Linked DNA regions of Homo sapiens: region 2 is linked to region 1. A link is an interaction called in ENCODE POLR2A ChIA-PET data of the cell type or tissue named here. Cell type or tissue: GM12878. All regions are shown on one strand. Each heading gives the region's core, and the rest is flanking DNA. Links, peaks and the distances in the headings are about the cores only. Region 1 has its middle 15 kb from the start of LINC01354. Region 2 holds the start of LINC03108 (long intergenic non-protein coding RNA 3108).

Region 1 (9,009 bases), core at 658-8,657:
GCGATTACAGGTGCCCACCACCATGCCTGGTTAATTTTTGTATTTTTAGTAGAGACAGTGTTTCACCACATTGGCCAGGCTGGTCTTGAACTCCTGACCTCAAGGGATCCACCTGCCTCTGACTCCCAAAGTGCTGGGATTCCAGGCGTGAGCCACCGCGCCCGGCCCAACCAACCCTTCTTAATACCGCCCTCCCCACTATGGTTCCCAGCCTCAGATAACCACCATTCTACTCTCTACCTCCAAGAGATCAAATTTTTTTGCTCACATATGTGAGCGAGAGCATGTATTATTTGTCTTTCTGAGCCTGGTTTATTTTTCTTAATGTCCTCCAGTTGCATCCACGTTACTGCAAATAACAGGATTTCATTCCTTTTTATGTCTAAATAATATTCCATGGTGTATGTATACTACATTTCCTTTATTCATCCTTTGAGGGACACTTAAGTTGATTCTATATTTTGGTTATTGTGCATAGTACTTCAATAAATATGGAAATGCAGATATCTCTTCGATATATTGATTTCCTTTCTTTTAAATATATTCCCAGCAACACGATTGCTGGATCATATGGTAGTTCTATTTTTAGGTTTTTGAGGAACCTCCAAACTGTTTTCTATTGTGGCTGTACTAATTTACATTCCCACCAATAGCATACGAGGGTTCCCCTTTCTCCTTATCTTTGCCAGCGTTTGTTAGTTTTCTCTTTTTGATAATAGCCATTCTCACTGAAGCTGAGATGGTGCCTTGTGAAAGGCCAATTTCAAATTACTATATTCTCAGATGTATCTTCATCTGACTCCCCAGCGGCCCCCTGCCCTGCAGGTATTTGCTGTCTCCTGAATATTCAAATGGACAGTCCCTCCCTCAGACTCCACCCAACGGGAGGCCTGGGCTGACTGTCCGGAGGGTGGTGCTTCCCCTTCCTTCCCAGGGCCAAAAACCAAACAAAACCCTGGTAGACATGTGATAGAATAATCATAAATACATAAAATTAGCCATGTAAATTGTGAAACATTAAGTTTCAGTTCCACAGACTGTGAAAATAGCAAAGTTTCCAACAAGGTCGAAAAAGTTAATAAGCACTGGGAGAGATGAACAGAATACCCCCGTGTCCCAGGTGAGAAGAAACCCTGGGCAGGGATGGATCTGACTCATCTGGAGCAGCCCAGAGCCCCCGCAAAGCCGGCCACCCCAACACCTAGCATTGCCTGGAAGAAAATGAGAAACTCCACGTGCCCCAAAGCACCCCCCGGGGTGCTCCCCTCCCTACCAAGTGGTTAAAGACAAAAAAAAAATCACTAAAATGTACATGTATCATTAAATGCACATAAAATGCACCTATATAAGAAGAGGAGGCTGGGTGCAGTGGCCCACACCTGTTATCTCAGCATTTTGGGAGGCTGAGGCAGGCGGATCACCTGAGGTCAGGAGTTTGAGACCAGCCTGGCCAACATGGTAAAGCTCCGTCTCTACTAAAAATCCAAAAAAAACTTAGCTGGGCGTGGTGGCGTGTGCCTGTTATCCCAGCTACTCGGGAGGCTGAGGCAGGAGAATCACTTGAACCTGGGAAGCAGAGATTGCAATGAGCCGAGGTCGTGCCACTGCACTCCAGCCTGGGTGACAGAGCAAGACTCCATCTCCAAAAAAAAAAAAAAGGAGGACTCTATGAGCCTCAAGAAATGCAACTAGGGGCCGGGCGCGGTGGCTCACGCCTGTAATCCCAGCATTTTGGGAGGCCGAGGCGGGTGGATCACGAGGTCAGGAGATTGAGACCATCCTGGCTAACACGGTGAAACCCCGTCTCTACTAAAAATACGAAAAAAAAAAAAAATTAGCTGGGCGTGGTGGCAGGCGCCTGTAGTCCCAGCTACTCGGGAGGCTGAGGCAGGAGAATGGCGTGAATGGGGAGGCGGAGCTTGCAGTGAGCCGAGATCGCGCCACTGCACTCCAGCCTGTGTGACAGAGTGAGACTCCGTATCAAAAAAAAAAAAAAAAAAAAAAAGAAATGCAACTAGTCCTTCTTTCAGCTGCACAAATGGTTCCTTGCTCTCATTCCATGTTTCTCAAACTGGAATACATGTTCAAAGAGGCAGATCCTGAAAGGGACGGGGGCAGAGGAGGGGCGATGGGGATCTAAAAGTACTCCCAGCCAGGGGCAAACTTAGCACATTTCCTGGAGCTTTAGAGTTACTTGTTGTTTAGCTTCTCCACTTTTTTAAAAAAACAACATTTTTATATGAAAACAAATTGGACTAGTATGGAATGAAATGCAAACTTTCCATGAACTTTTAAAATCTAACATCAGTTTTCAAAGAAATCTCTCACCTCTGGCCAGAGAGGTGTATTTATGTCTTCTGGTCTCAGGGTTCCTAGGTGGAAGTTGGAAGATCACTGAATTTGTTTTCATCTCAGAAGATGCAGAGTCTCATCTTGCTGGAATGAGGTTCCCTAGGTGCTGGGGGGTGGGTCAGGGGGTACAGATCAGGGTCAAGCTGAGGATGGCCCAGTGGCAACCCAGAGCTCCCCACTGAGAAGGTGGGCCTCCTCCATGTGGCCTGTGGGTCTTAGCTCTTGGGCTACGGGGAGCAGACCCATGAAAGGCTGGGAGGTGAGCTCCTAGGTAGAGGTGGAGGAGAGATGGAGACAGGAGAGAGGGAGGGTAGCACTGGAGGGGACAGTATAGACAGGGAGCCCTCAGTGACCTCAACAAGAAATCTGTGAACAGTTCTGTTCAAACCCAACCAAGGGATGCTTCAGAATCACAGAGTGTAGGCACCGAAGGGAACTAGAAATATTCTAGTGCAAACCCCTCATTTTACAGTTGGGAAAACTGAGGTTCAAAGCATTCGGCTGACTTGCAGGAGGTCACAAACCTGATTAGTGCCAGAGTTTTATTTTTAATATTAACAAGATTAACAGGATTCTTTGTTGTTGTTGTTGTTGTTGTTGTTTGAGACAGAGTCTTGCTCTGTTGCCCAGGCTTGAGTGCAGTGGCACCATCTCGGCTCACTGCAACCTCCGCCTCCTGGGTTCAAGTGATTCCCCTGCCTCAGCCTCCAGAGCAGCTGGGACTACAGGAGTACGCCACCACACCCAGCCAATTTTTGCATTTTTAGTAGAGACGGGGTTTCACCATGTTGGCAAGACTGGTCTCGAACTCCTGACCTCAGGTGATCCACCTGCCTTGGCCGCCCAAAGTGCTGGGATTACAGGCGTGAGCCACCGGAACCCGGCCAAGATTATCAGGATTCTAAAATCAACTTGCAATGTATACCAGTCTGACAGTTGAGTCAGAAAACATTATCCTGCTGAAATAAAACACATATGAAAAGATAATTGCAGAAAGGAACAAAAGTAGTTTAAAAGCAAAATTATTAAAACCACAGTAAGAAAAAAGAAGGGTTGCTAATCAGATCAGCATTTTCGCCCAACGAGCAACCGAGTTTGTTGTCCCCAGATTAGTTTGTAGGGTTCAAAGCTATTGGATGTAGTGTGAGCTCTAAGAGTTTTTTCACCAAGCAGGATTGAGGACTCCCGGCATTGTCTCTGAAAACATTTTCACGCCATTTTATGTAAAAACAAAACAAAAATACCTTATGCCACTTGACTTTGCAGTGCCTGACTTATTTACCTAGAAGCTAGAAACTTCACCTCATTACAAAGATGCGAGTCAGAGCTACAAAATGCAAAACCAGTGTGAGGAACAAGGGATCCTGGAGAGGCAGCTTTAGCAGTTGGGCAGGGCCTCTTGCAGGAGGTCACCCTGAAGATTTTCCATGGTGTTTTTATGGTAAGGAGGACTGGGAATTGTTGCTCCATAAATATATGTGCTGTGTTCTAACAAAAACCAGCTTTGCAGTGGTTCTAAGGCTGCCTCTGTCTCTGTCAAAAATCCTCAAATGGCAAAAACTAGGTGCTCAGTTTGACTGAACCATGAGAAAAATAAAAGTTCCCATTCAGAAACTGCCTGCTAATTATTCCGGGGACATTCTTCCTGTCAATCTTTTATTAATTATCCAGGGGAAGTGATTCTGTAAAGCAACACACAGTGAAATGATTCATCTGACATAACTTCCTTCATTTTGCATCCAATTGAAACAGTTCCAGAAGCCTCAACTAGCAATAAAGTTGGGAGAAAACTAAACTGAATGCCCTCCAAAAACACAGCCATGTTCTCAGCTGCATTCCACAGCAGAAGCATGGGCTTAGGCAAAAACAATAGGTAAGGACGACATACCTTCCATTTCCCCAGGTGTTTATAATGAATAATGGATTCAACGAAAAAATTCCAATAAATGACTGAATACATTTCCATAACTAATGACTCAAGTGATGAGTAAGAACACTGCAGAGTCTCAAGTATATATTTAAAACACTATAAATTCTAAAAGTTTAAATTATACATTTAAAAATATTATATAGAAAACTTTAAAAATAAAATTTACTGTAATGTTATCACACAATTATACAATTATTATCAATTCATGTTATGTTACTATAATCTATACTTACACTTATGTTATCTTACTATTTCTTTTTCTTTTCTTTTTTTTTCTTTTTTCTTTTTTTTTTTTTTTTTTTTGAGCTGCTGTCTTGCTCTGTCTCCTAGGCTAGAGTTCAGTGGTGCAATCTCTTCTCACTGCAACCTCTACCTCCTGGGTTCCAGCAACTCTCCTGCCTCAGCTTCCCGAGTAGCTGGGATTACAAGTGCCCACCACCACGACGAACTAATTTTTGTATTTTTAGTAGAACTGAGGTTTCAACATGTTGGCCAGGCTGGTCTCAAACTCCTGACCTTAAGTGATCTGCTGGCCTTGACCTCCCAAAGTGCTGGGATTACAGGCATGAGCCACTGCGCCCAGCTTTCTTTTTATCTTTAAAAAATTGTTTATTTTTATTAAAAATGTATATATGTAAAGTATACAATGTGATGTTTTTGTTTCTGTTTTTGAGACCGAGTCTTGCTCTGTCGCCCAGGCTGGAGTGCAGTGGCGCAATCTCAGCCCACTGCAGCCTCTACCTCCTGGGTTCAAGCGATTCTCCTGCCTCAGCCTCCTGAGTAGCTGGGATTACAGGCGCACACCACCATGCCCAGCTAATTTTTGTATTTTTAGTAGAGGCGGGGTCTCACCATGTTTGGTCAGGCTGGTCTCGAACTCCTGATGTGATCCACCCACCTCGGCCTCCCAAAGTGCTGGGATTACAGGTGTGAGCCACCGCGCCTGGCAGCAATGTGATGTTTTAATACACGTATACATTGAGGACTGTTTACTACAGCCAGCCTAATACTTTTCTCCTTGTCTGTCTCACTTTCTTTCCTTAAAGGTACATATACACTTATATGCACTTATATGCACCTATATGCACCTATACACTTCTCTTTTTCTGATTTACGTCAGATGAATGACTGTGTAGCAGAGATCAAGGGTAACAAAAGTATTCCTTTAAATGCACAGACTGAATTCAAGGAAAAGACGTGCTTAGGAAGCTGTGCCTACACACGACAAAACTGAAAATATACTACCCCTTAACCACAGACAGTTGCTGAGTGCACTGAGTTTCAGAAGCCTTTAAAAAAGATTTCATCAGTCAGTCAAAGGCATGGATTTTAAATGCAATTACTGTGCATAATTAGCCGTTTCATCTTCAGTGTCAGTGAATTTGGAATTTAATCTCTGATTGCACAAAATAGAATACTAAGTAGCTTACTCAATAGAAGGGCTGGTTTCGTTGTTTGTTGGTGGCCAGATAATGTGGCCAAATCCCTTACAGCAGCCATCGGACAAAGGTTGAAGAGAAACGAATGGAGACAAGGCACTGACTCTTATTAGATGTGTAGGTGTCTTTAAAGACACAGTTCACAAGTCATCTCCTGGAAAATTCTGTCCTCCCCTAGCCCATGCCGGTGGAGCTGGTTACCCCCACCTCACATATGTCATTTAACACGTGCTGCACCACAGCAATCCAACTGTCTCCATGTCTACTTTCCTTACAAGATTATGAGTTCCTTGAGGGCAGGGACTTTTATACTTCGTGTTTTTACACAGAGCATATTGCCTGGCCCACCACAGCATTCAATAGATAAATGAATGAGTCAATGAATGAGCCACCAATTGAAATCAACTAGAGGCCAGATTTACAAAAATAAGTAGTTTATAAATAGTTGTTCTCTACATCCCTAAAGAAAAAAATGAACTATCTGGGCTGGGTGCAGTGGCTCACGACTGTAATCCCAGCACTTTGGGAGGCCGAGGCAGGCAGATCATGAGGTCAGGAGATCGAGACTATCCTGGCCAACATGGTGAAACCCTGTCTCTACCAAAAATACAAAAATTAGCTGGGCATGGTGGCGCGTGCCTGTAATCCCAGCTACTCCAGAGGCTGAGGCAGGAGAATTGCTTGAACCAGGAAGTGGGAGGTTGCAGTGGGCCGAGATTGCGCCACTGCACTCCAGCCTGGTGACAGAGACTCCGTCTCAAAAAAAAAAGAAAAACGAAAAAAAAGAAAGAAAAAATGAACTATCTAAATTATGTTAGCTTCTCAGTCCTCTTCTAAGGACTCAATTCTCAGCCGCAGTCCCCACCTTCAAGTCACCAATAAGTGATTTGAAAACAACACTTTAAAATGTATGAATAAAAATAGGCCATCAAGTTCAAGTGATGCTTCATGGATTGACCTTAATTCTGTTTCGGTCTATGACCTATCTGTGAAATTTATTTTTAGCTATTCCTGGAATATAAATTTCCTAAAGGCAAGAACTGTGTCTGTGCCATTCACTGCCATATCCTCAGCTCCCTGAACAATACCTAAACTACAGAAGTTGCTCAATAAATACATCTGGAGTGAATTCACGTGTGTGGCAGCCAGTGGGATAGAAGTTTGCTATTAAAAAATTATGAGCTACTTTCTTGTCTCCTGGGAAAATGTTTGATAAATCAACCATGAAAAGAACATACATATCAGAGGCATAAAAAGATTGATGGTTTTATTGTAATGATTTTTATACTCCAAAGAATAAAAGAAACCCCAAAAACCTGTATGGAACTCACTGCAGGAAAATTTTCCCTCAAAATATGTCCCAAGTATTCCCAAATAAAGTCTTTCTCTTGGCACCAGAGGAAACGCAGAGATGAGCATTGTGGCAGATCCCTAGCTCGCTCTGGGAGTCAGCTGGCCAAATCTAAAATTGGTTTGTTGAGTCAGAGGCAGGAGAGGAAAGTTGCCCCCGATAGTAGAGAAATTGGGTTAGCAGCAGAAATGGCACCTCCCAGCCCCCTCCCAGCTGAACTAAATGTATACTACCGCACGCAGAATGGACGTGTGTCACGCAGTTGTGATACGTGATTGTACATCCCTGCAGCCACCGCGGGAGTGAGGAGAATGGAAAAAGACAAAGACCCCACTGTGGTTTCTAAAAACTAGGATTTCCATAGGTGACATGAGAGATTCGTAATTCCCACATGAAGCTATTTGCCAAATGACTGATTCCAAAGCCTGAGAGAGAAAGGTTGGGTTCCCAAATCAGCACACTGTTTTCGTGATGGCAACAGAAACACTGGGAAACATGAAGGAGGATGTTCCAGTTTTTCTTGTGTCCAGGCCCTCAGCCCCAGACCCTTGAGGGAAGCAAAAGCTCTGGTTAGTGAACTGGTGTATGGGATCCTCAGTGAGGGCCAGGGAGGCTGTGCGACCACCCCAGTGAAGAATCCCGGGGAGCTAGAACAAGCGTAATGTTACAGTAGGTAGCTAGTCAAGTGTGACAAGGCAGGCGAGGGCCCCACAGACATACACCAGGAGTGTGGCGCGACCATCAGGTGATGGGCAGGTGGCTGTTAACCATTTCTCTAAAGTAATAATGAGTCACAGCTGGTGCCAGGGAAAGGCTGTCTCCTAATAGATAGCAAACGCCTGAAACTGATCACCAGCTTCACAGTAAGATCCCGGAAGTATGCCCTCGCATAAAACCTAAAGTCAAGAGGCAAGCTGAGCACTTGGTTTCTCAACTCACCCGCTTGGTCTTCTTCCAATTTGTGCTTTTTGGTTTTTTTTGAGATAGAGTCTCACTCTGTCGCCAAGGATGGAGTGCAGTGGTGTCATCTCGGCTCCCTGCAACCTCCGCCTCCCAGGTTCAAGCGATTCTCCTGCCTCAGCCTCCCAAGCACCACCGGCGCCCCCCGCCACACTTGGCTAATTTTTGTATTTTTAGTAGAGACGGGGTTTCTCCATGTTGACCAGGCTGGTGTCAAACTCCTGACCCCAGGTGATCCGCCCGCCTAGCCTCCCAAAGTGCCAGGATTACAGGCGTGAGCCACCCCGCCCAGCCCCTTTTTTTCTTTCCTTTCTTTCCTTTCCTTACTCTTCTAAAGCTTTTTAATAAACTTTCCCTCCTGCTCTGAAACTTGCCTCGGCCTCTCCTTCTACTTCATGTTCCTCAGTCGAATTCTTTCTTCTGAGAAAGCAAGTACTGAAGTTGCTGGAAACCCGTAGGGATCCGCCACAGGTACCTTGCAATAACTCGGGTACCTGCCACCAGTAACAGCAGCACAGACCTAGCACTTGCCAGCGCATATACCTCATGCCCATTATCACTCACCCTGTGTGTGCTTTTCTGTAGGTAGGTGTGTGAGTGTACTTGTGCATGCATGCACGTGTGTGCATGTGTCTATGTACGTGTATGGGTGTGCCTGTATGTGTGTGCGCGCACGTTTTTAAGCACGTGTCTATGCATGTGTATGAGTGTGCTTGTACGTGTGTGTGCACACATGCATATATGTGAGCACCTGTGTGTATAAGCGTGTGTATGTTTGGCAGTGTGACATGCGGTGAGGGAGGACGATTTCGAGGGAGGAGAGTTGAGGCCTAATTCCCAACGGTTATTTGCTCTTCAGTCTGAGACAAGTCCCTGAGCCTGAGGATTTGTTTTTCATCTATAAAAATGTGATGGTAAGAAACACTACATTGGCTACCCTGCAGAGATTATTAAAGCCCTGCCTAAATGGCAATGTA
Region 2 (9,009 bases), core at 482-8,481, 470 kb after region 1:
CCTAGGTGGAGCCCCTGAGAACTATGCTGCTCCCCCAAATGCAACTCCCACAAAGGAGGGAGCTCTTGAGGCAGGCACAGATCCAGGATTTGCCTCGGCTCTCTATGTCACTAGCCTCTCTCAGCTGAAACCACAGGAAGGCCTCAGGTCAGAAGGCTTACCCAATGTGAAGCAAGGTCATAGGGTCCAGCTGAGCCCCCTCACTCATCCAAAGGGGTCAAGGGAGGGCCAGCGGCTACAAGGGGTCAGAGCCTCAGGTTTGACTCCAAGTTCAAAGAATCTAGCTAAAGCCACACTGTGCCCCCTGGCACCACCCTCAGAAACAGATCCAATCCTGAGTCAGAGAGGAAGCAGACACTCACTGAATCACGCATCCACTTCCTCCTACCCACAGCCGCTCAGCCAAGACCAGCAGCCGCTTCCAAGGGACAAATTAGTGACTGACACTCGGAAAAGTTGATGCTGTAAAGGAGAGCAAGCAGGGCGCCACGCACGCGGTGTGAACCACCAGGACCGAGTTTACTGTGGCTCCCCACCCCCTGCATTTTTCAGAGTAAAACTGCACATTTTGTAACAGCCCCTATCCTGTCCTGCACTGACCTTGGCTGTGTTATTTTTCACTTCCCTGTTCAGAACACAGCCACACTTTCCAAATGCCATGAATCATCACCACCGAGCAACGGCCATTTAGCAAGGCAGGAAACCACTGCGCACCAGGCCTGGAAGGAGTAGCTCCCTGCAGTGGGCCTCTCCCACCCTGGCTGTTCGTCGTGGCAAGAGTCCACCACGGAGGCTGGCAGGGCAGAGTTGCCACCCCATGTTCTCAGTTTCTCCACCATCGTCCCTGGGGGCTTCCAGTTCCCCCTTGCACTAGGTCACAGGCAGCGTTAGCCATCTTCTGACTTTCCCGAAGCCTCTCTTGGTTGCATTGGCTGAAATGAAGCTGTCACCTTCCAATCTCGGAAGGGAGAGAAATTCTTGGTGACATTGGCTGAAGTGAAGCTGTCATCTTCCTATCCCAGAAAGGAAAGAAATGGGGAGACCCATTCGAGACCAAGGGAGGCCAGGCGCCATGGCTCACGCCTGTAATCCCAGCACTTACGGAGGCCGAGGCAGGCAGATCGCTTGAGTCCAGGAGTTCGAGACCAGCCTGGGCAACATGGTGAAACCCCGTCTCTACTAAAAATACAAAAATTACCCAGGCTTGGTGGTACATGCCTTTAGTCCCATTTACTTGTGGGGCCGAAGCAAGAAGATCCCTTGAGCCAGGGAGGTCAGGTAGATTAGATCAGGTGGATCTTGCACAGACATCAACAAGACATGGGACGTGCATTCTGCCTGCAAGTGGCCTTGCAGTTATAGGCAAATGTCATCCTGTCATCCTTTATGACCAGAGCCATGCAGGCTTCTAGATGCCATTCAACCAGTTCCTGAAAGTAGTCACCGGTGAGTCCATAAATCAATCAATCAACAAAATATTATTACCCTCAAATGGTTATCAAACTGTTCTGTGCTAGGCACCTGGCACCATGGCTCTCTGAATAACATATGTCTGCCTTCATGCCAGCCTTAGTTCCTCATGTAGTAATGATATCCTCATATGAAGTCATTATTTTTGCCTCTATTTAACCATAAACAGTACCATTCAAAAGTAAAATGATCTAGGAAAGGCAAATCAATACAACAATAAAACATCAGTTTTAACCTATCAGATTGGCCAAAACTTTAAATATTGTCAATGGCTAGTGTTGGCCAGAGAGTGTGGAAATGGGAACTCTCCTTATTATTGGTAGATGTTTAGTGTTATACATTTTCTGGGAGAAATTTGACCCTGTACATTAAAATTATTCATGAGTACTCTTTGTCTTCTTAATTTTAAAACTAGGAATTTATTCTCAGTTGAGCCACCAGAAAAAAATTGCACAGATAGTCATCACAGTGTGGCAAATAAATCTAAAAAATAAATAAAGCTGAAACAACCTAGAAGTGATTGAGTCAGTGACTTATAGTATGTTTAATCATATGCTATGCAACCATTAAACATAATGTTGGAAATCTACATCCAAAGCCATAGGAAGATATTCACATGGATCATTCTGATAGATAAAAAGTAGGAGCTGATACAACATTTGCAGCCCATTTATGTAAAAATGTTGTTGTGAGGGCGTATTCATAAAAGAGACACCTGGAGGCTTATCAAATCGTTGACAGTGGTCACCTCTGCAGAGTGGGATTTGGGGATGATTTTTACTTTCCTCACATTTTCTGTATGTCTTAAAATTGCCTACAATACATATGAAGCATACTTACAGTCAGAAAATATACACACATTGGCCTGGCGTGGTGGCTCACGCCTGTAATCTCAGCACTTTGGGAGGCCGAGGTGGGTGGATCACCTGAGGTCAGGAGTTCGAAACCAGCCTGACCAATATGGTAAAAACCCGTCTTTACTAAAAATACAAAAATTAGCCCAGCGCAGTGGCATGCACCTGTAATCCCAGCTACTCGGGAGGCTGAGGCAGGAAAATCGCTTGAACTAGGGAGGCGGAGGTTGCAGTGGGCCGAGATCATGCCACTGCACTCCAGCCTGGGCAACAGAGCAAGACTCTGTCTCAAAAAAAAAAAAAAAATTTAAAAAGAGAGAAAATATACACACATTTCTTTTCATTTTAAAACCAAATGCAACACAAATCTAAAAGCTGTTTGCCTAACAGATCATATCTGTGCAAGATAAGTTTTACATGTTCTCTTTCTGATGGAAGATGTTTCTGCGGACATTCCACCAGAAGGTCGTGGGTCCTAAGCTGTTTTTCCAGAGCTCTGATAGGCTGAACTGAATTATGTTCACACTCTCTTACGCAGCCCCTGTGTGGCAACCTGATGGATCAGGATGGCTGACCAGGGGTGGAGGGGTAGAGACAGGGACATGGCAGAGTTTTCTCCAACAGGTGCCAAGTATCCAGTGTGGTAATCAAATCCCAGCTTGGAATTAACTAAATTAACTACCACAGACCTCTCTGGGTGGCCAAGCAAATTCAGACGTTTTGAAAATATATAACTCACAACCTCTCTCTCTCCTCAGCTCCAGAAATAAATTCCAGACCCTTGGAGATCACAAAAACCTAAAGCCAGAAAGATCCGTAGGCAGTCATGTATTTTGGACTCCTCGTTTGACGTTTGAGGGAACCAAGGCTCAGAGAAGTGAAGTGACTTACTCAAGGTCACACAGCATAAGGGTGGCAGACACAAGAGAGCTTGTGTCTCTTCATCTGTAATCCAAGGTTGCTTTTGCTATAATGCATCTAGCACCAGTACAGTGGGCAGGGGTGGGTGTTAGTGTGGAAGATGTCCTTCATACCATCATAAACGGTTCCTGTGAGGGGTCCAGAATATACTATGATGGCCTCTGGCCCTGTAGAAGAGTCTAGTTAGAGTTACATGTGAGCATTCTTAACCAGAAAGTCATGTATTTTTCTGAAAGGGGATAGAGAGAGAGCTTTCACTATATTTCAAAGGGGTCCCATCACACAAGGAAAACTAAAAATGGATGAACTAAAGCATGGGTTAGCAGATGTTTTCTATCAAGCTCCATCGAGTAAATATTTTGGGCTTTGCAGGCCGCATGGTCTCTCTCCCAGCTACTCAACTCTGCCCTTGTACTGTGAAAGCAGCCATTGATCAAATGTGAACAAACGGGCATGGTTGTGTTCCAATAAAGCTTTATTTACAAAAACAAGCTGTGGGCCAGATTTCGCCCAGGTTTGCCAACCCCAAAACCTAAGGATCCGATCAACTTCCTTTCTATTACATTAGATGCTGCTTGCCCCTGCTCTCGGGTGAACTGAATGACATCCATATTCCTGGCAATGGATCCAGCACTTAGCCAGGGACCACCAAGGAAGTGGAGAGGCACATAAAAGGCATTCGTTTCACTTTTTCATTAAACAACAACTTCTTTGAATTCCTAATTGGAAACTTTCACACAAGAATCGAGGTTGCTGCAACTCATTTCCTGCTGCCCTGCTTGCAGTGTATTTTCAGCAAAATAATTGTTGAGTGTGGAGGCTGACATTTGACCTCTGGTGGCTGCCAGCAACATACTTTGCTGACTCATTTGCATATATGGTGTTCGAAACACACTGGCACATTCTTCCCTTTTCGCATGAAGCCCAGACGTCCTTGATTAACTGGAGACTAAAATAAGATCTCAAGGTGGAGCGAGGCTAGGAGGGAACTGGAGATTTTTTTCTCCTGTTGTGGCCAAGGAGCACTTTTTTTTTTTTTTTTTTGAGACTGAGTCTCACTCTGTCGCCCAGGCTGGAGTGCAGTGGCGCGATCTCGGCTCACTGCAGCCTCCGTCTCTCGGGTTCAAGCGATTCTCCCACCTCAACCTCCCGAGTAGTGGGGACTGCAGGCGCGTGCCACCACACCCGGCTAATATTTTATTTTTAGTAGAGACGGGGAGTACAGTGGCACGATCTTGGCTCACTGCAACCTCCACCTCCTGGGTTCAAGCGATTCTTCTGCCTCAACCTCCCGAGTAGCCAGGACTACAGGCACGTGCCACCACACCCATCTAATTTTTCATTTTTAGTAGAGACAGGGTTTCACCATGTTGGCCAGGCTGGTCCTGAACTGCTGACCTAAGGTGATCCGCCTGCCTGGGATTACAGGTGTGAGCCACCACGCCCAGCCCAGGGAGCACTTTAATGCAAGTTGAGAAGTACTCAGCACCTCCTCTGTTACCGGGTCAGGCCTTGCAATGTGTACAAAGCACCGGGCCTGGGATCCAGGACATTGGTCCTCTGCATTTGTCAGATCCCATTTGTCCTGGTGTCCCCTGGGAGACATGTCACTCTCCTGCTCCACAGACCCTCACCCACCTACAACCCTTGGGCCTTGCCCCTTCCAAATTCTGGTACCAAAAGGACTGGGTCAGTTGGTTCTAAAAGTGAGAGGCAGGTGAAAAAAAAGTTTTTCCATTTGTGCAATGATAGTTGTGAATACTCTCTGACCCTATGCAGCAGAAATCCCATCTGTGGATAATAGCTTTGGGGTGCAAATGCCTTCTCTGGGCTGTTTTAGACCCCATTCCATGCTTTGGCATTAGGACATACACAAACACACTTCTCTAAGGGACACAAGAGGTAACAAAGCCCTCCTTCCAAGAGGACAGTGGAGGAGGGAGAGACCAGGCTGGCGTCAGGCCAGCAAGGAGCCGGTATTGAGTCCTCCACTCTGTCTCCCACCTGGGTGTCCCAGTCCCTGGACAAGCTGGCTCCTGCGGGAGGCCCCCATTTCACATCTCAAGCGGCTTCCAGAGGATTCAATGAGCTATTTTTTTCCTTTTTCTCTTGTTATATAAAAATTATAGGAGGCCATTGTTTTGAACCAAGCTCCCACACTAGGCCCCAACAGACCAGACTAAAAATCAACATGGGCCAGGCACAGTGGCTCACACCTGTAATCTCAGCACTTTGGGAGTCTGAGGCAGGCGAATCCTTGAGCCCAGGAGTTTGAGACCAGCCTGGCCAACATGGTAAAACCCCATGTCTAGAAAAAATAACAAAAATTAGCAAGGTGTGGTGGTGTGCACCTGTAGTCTCAGCTACTCGGGAGGCCAAGGCAGGAGGATCACCTGAGCCTGGGAGGTCAAGGTTGCAGTGAGCAGAGATCATACCACTGCAACCCAGCCTGGGCACCAGAGTGAAACCCTGTCTCAAAAAAAAAAAAAAAAAAAAAAATCGGCCGGGCGCGGTTTTTACAGGCTCAAGCCTGTAATCCCAGCACTTTGGGAGGCCGAGGCGGGTGGATCACGAGGTCAGGAGATCGAGACCATCCTGGCTAACACGGTGAAATCCCGTCTCTACTAAAAATACAAAAAAATTAGCCGGGCGTGGTGGCGGGCGCCTGTAGTCCCAGCTACTCGGGAGGCTGAGGCAGGAGAATGGCGTGAACCCGGGAGGCGGAGCTTGCAGTGAGCCAAGATCGTGCCATTACACAACAGCCTGGGTGACAGAGCGAGACTCCGTCTCAAAAAAAAAAAAAAAAATCAAACTGGAGTCACCCACGCTAAAGTTCCATACCACCAAACCAAAACAAGGTTGTTATCTGACCTTCTGAGAATGGAGAGAGAGAACAGCCAATCTCCCAAAAGGCCCGTTTAAATCTTCAATCAGAATGATAATGAAGTTCTTTCTGCTTTAATCCTACCACAAAAAAAGGTAGCATGAAGTCACCCAAGGTTAACTAACGAGTTATTTTTCTATTGTTCTATCTCCCTGTGCCCTCCTTACAAGAACAAGTAACATTGAAAAGTAACTAATACAATCTTTGTTCCCTGTTTCTGTTTTCTTCAGTCCTTCTCTGTCTACAAAGCCAACCTCTTCAGCTCAGCTCAGGGAACACTTATTCCATTGTGTGGAATGAAGTGTTGTTCGATGCCAGAATCACAAATCAAGACAATCAAGGTCTTTAAGCTAAATTTTTTGTCATTCTGGTTTTTGACACTCTTTTCTACCGGGACCTGTTTCCCAGCTTTCTCATGGAAAATCCCTGAGCCGGCCACTTCCTGTTTTTGTTTTGCTTTTCTACCCCATTGGTGTACCCTTTGACCTTTTGTCCCTTGTCATGATCCTCCATCTCAAACTGGGAAACCACGCATAGATCAAATCCCCAGCCCCAAGCAGCTAGCTCTGTGCCGCGTGTACTAAACAAATCCTTTCTCCGAGGGGTCCTCTGAGTTGCTTCCTTACCTACAAATGGGATGCTGAGAAGACTTAGGCATTTGTTTTGGGCTCTGCTGGGCTCCCTACCCTGTGTCGTGATGCCCCCAGCAAAGCCCTAGGCAGGGGTGGATGCCGGGGTGCAGGATCTCTACATGCAAACTTTAGTAACAATCATTGCTGAGTTCTGAAACTTCTTGATCCACTTTTATTTGGAGCTAGAGGTTCTCTTCTGCTTTGTTTTGACAACTAGACTGGCTAGACTATGGCCTGGTGACGCCTGTTCTTTTTCCTTCTTTTCTCCTGTTTTGTCCCCTGCCTCTGGGCCCGGCATTCCTGGCATATTTGGAAAGAGTAGGAGCTGGCCTGAGGCCACTTTTCCGAGTATCTTCTCAGCCCTGCAGTCCCGTTTCCAACACACAGTCTCTTTGCTTTTGTTTATTCTGCGTTTCACACTCCCAGTCAGGAGCCAGTCCCACAGGCAGGCCCAGAGATCAGACTGCACAGGCGAGAGGGCTGGAAACTCCAGGGTCCTCACCGCCTCTGCAGGTGGAACATGCAAACCGGTCAGACAAAGGAGGGGTTAACCTTGTACCCATCTTATGGGGAATTTCCCCAAATACATCTGGCACCTACGAAGTGAAAGGGAAAAAAGAACCCCACACAGTAAGCCCCACTGCCTTTGAGGATTTACTGCCTGGAGCATGGTCCACTGCAACCTCATTAAGGGCCCAAAGTTAAGCACTATTTTCCCTTGGTCTCTGTCTCCCCGGCTGACCTTCGCTAGCACACTTTACCCCTCCAGCCTCAACTTTCCTCTCTCTGGAGGCGCCTAAAGAGGCTTACAGAGCAAGGCGCTTCCAGCCAGGGCTCAATCGGGTGGTACCTGGGGTGACCTCATTTTCTGTCAGGCCCAGCTAGGCCTGTCTTACATCTTACCTGGAGGAAAGGTCAACACAATTCATAGCAGAGGAAAACCTGAAGTTTACTCTAGTCTCTAAATTGTTTTCAAGTTCCCATGGGGGAAAGAGATTGATTCATTTTGTTAATAAGCAAAGGTCTTATTTTTCCACCTTTAGTCGTATAAACGTCAAGGGGGAAAAAAAGGCTTTGTATTCAATCAAAAGACAGTTCCAGCATTTTAAAAAAGTCAAGTGGAGATGAAACAGATGATCTTCCAGGAAAAAAAAAAATAGTCTTAACTCCCAAATTATAACACCTTAAATTATCTCATGTTTAATTCTAGCAACAAAGACCTCAGTGTTTGCCTGTGTTAAAGAATAGTTAAAAGCATAGAGTGTTAGGAGCTACAGCCAAGATTCTTCCAGGTTTCTTGTGCCCTGCAATGAATCAAACCACTGGCCCAGAAAGGCCTTTAAATGGAGCCATAATATCAAATTCAGAGTTTCATAGCAGTGTGACTCAGTAATAGCCAAAAGATCAGCAGATGCATGGATAAACCAAACGTGGTAAATCCACACCGTGGAATATTATACAGCATTAAAAAGGAAGGACATTCTGGCACTTGCTATAACATGGATGAACCCTGAAGGCATGATACTAAGTGAAATAAGCTGGTCACAAAAGGACAAATACTGCATGATCACAAGTATTTGAGGTTCCTAGAGTTATTTCTGTTTTGCAAAATGAAAAAGTTCTAGAGACGGGGGTAGTAATGGTTGTACAACAACATGAATGTGCATAACACTACCGAACTGTATACTTAGAAATGGTTAAGATGGTATATTTTATGTTGTCTATATTTTACCACAGCTTTTTAAACATTTAATTAAATGTTTTAAAGTTTCCGAGTCGCGAATAAAGAATCTTGAGTGACTAAGCCTTCTCCTTCTCTGTACATGCAGAGCCGTGTATATACAGCTCTTTTCTGAGAACCATTGATTGTGCCTTTAATTTAGAGTCAATGCAGAGTCACAAATGCACCCGCCCACTTTTCTGCTTCAGAACTTAGCCTAAGCTACCACATCCTCCATTGTAAGGGAGAGAAAGGGCAGTTCTTTGCCCTGTTTGACTAATGGAAAAACCAGAGGTCATGGAGGTTAAGTAACTTGCTCAAGGTTAGGCAGTTCACAGGGGCTGCCCTCAGTTAAAAGTTCCTGGTGGAGCTGTCTCCAGATTTATAGCCCCCCAAAGCATTGAATAAACCTGGGTCAAAACCAACGTGTGTGGGTGGAGAGATTGGAGTGGCATTCCAGGACCGATTTTCCAAAATGAGCTCTAAAATCAGTGCCATGTGGACAAAAGCAATCCAGAAGGACATCAC

The links. Peaks named below come from ENCODE experiments on the same cell type or tissue, not always from the same donor. Only the 100,000 strongest peaks of a DNase experiment are listed, where the experiment ranks them.
Region 2: POLR2A ChIA-PET joins it to region 1 with 10 read pairs; 10 of 35 experiments call an interaction of 5 or more read pairs at or near these places.

The regions. Positions count from the first base shown.
Region 1 is chr1:234,511,870-234,520,878 of GRCh38, forward strand. No RefSeq gene overlaps it. Among named protein-coding and RNA genes, the nearest start is that of LINC01354, 15 kb to the right of the region's middle. In GM12878, for the core only: no CTCF peak of the experiment used is centred there; no DNase peak of the experiment used is centred there.
Region 2 is chr1:234,980,495-234,989,503 of GRCh38, forward strand. LINC03108 (long intergenic non-protein coding RNA 3108) reads right to left here and starts at 282. Exons shown (of 2, transcript NR_186308.1): 1 at 162-282. RefSeq lists enhancers at 5,966-6,505, 6,468-6,762, 6,506-7,045, 7,046-7,585. In GM12878, for the core only: no CTCF peak of the experiment used is centred there; DNase peaks (open chromatin) are centred at 647, 4,087 and 7,351; H3K4me3 peaks cover 394 bases; H3K27ac peaks cover 6,165 bases.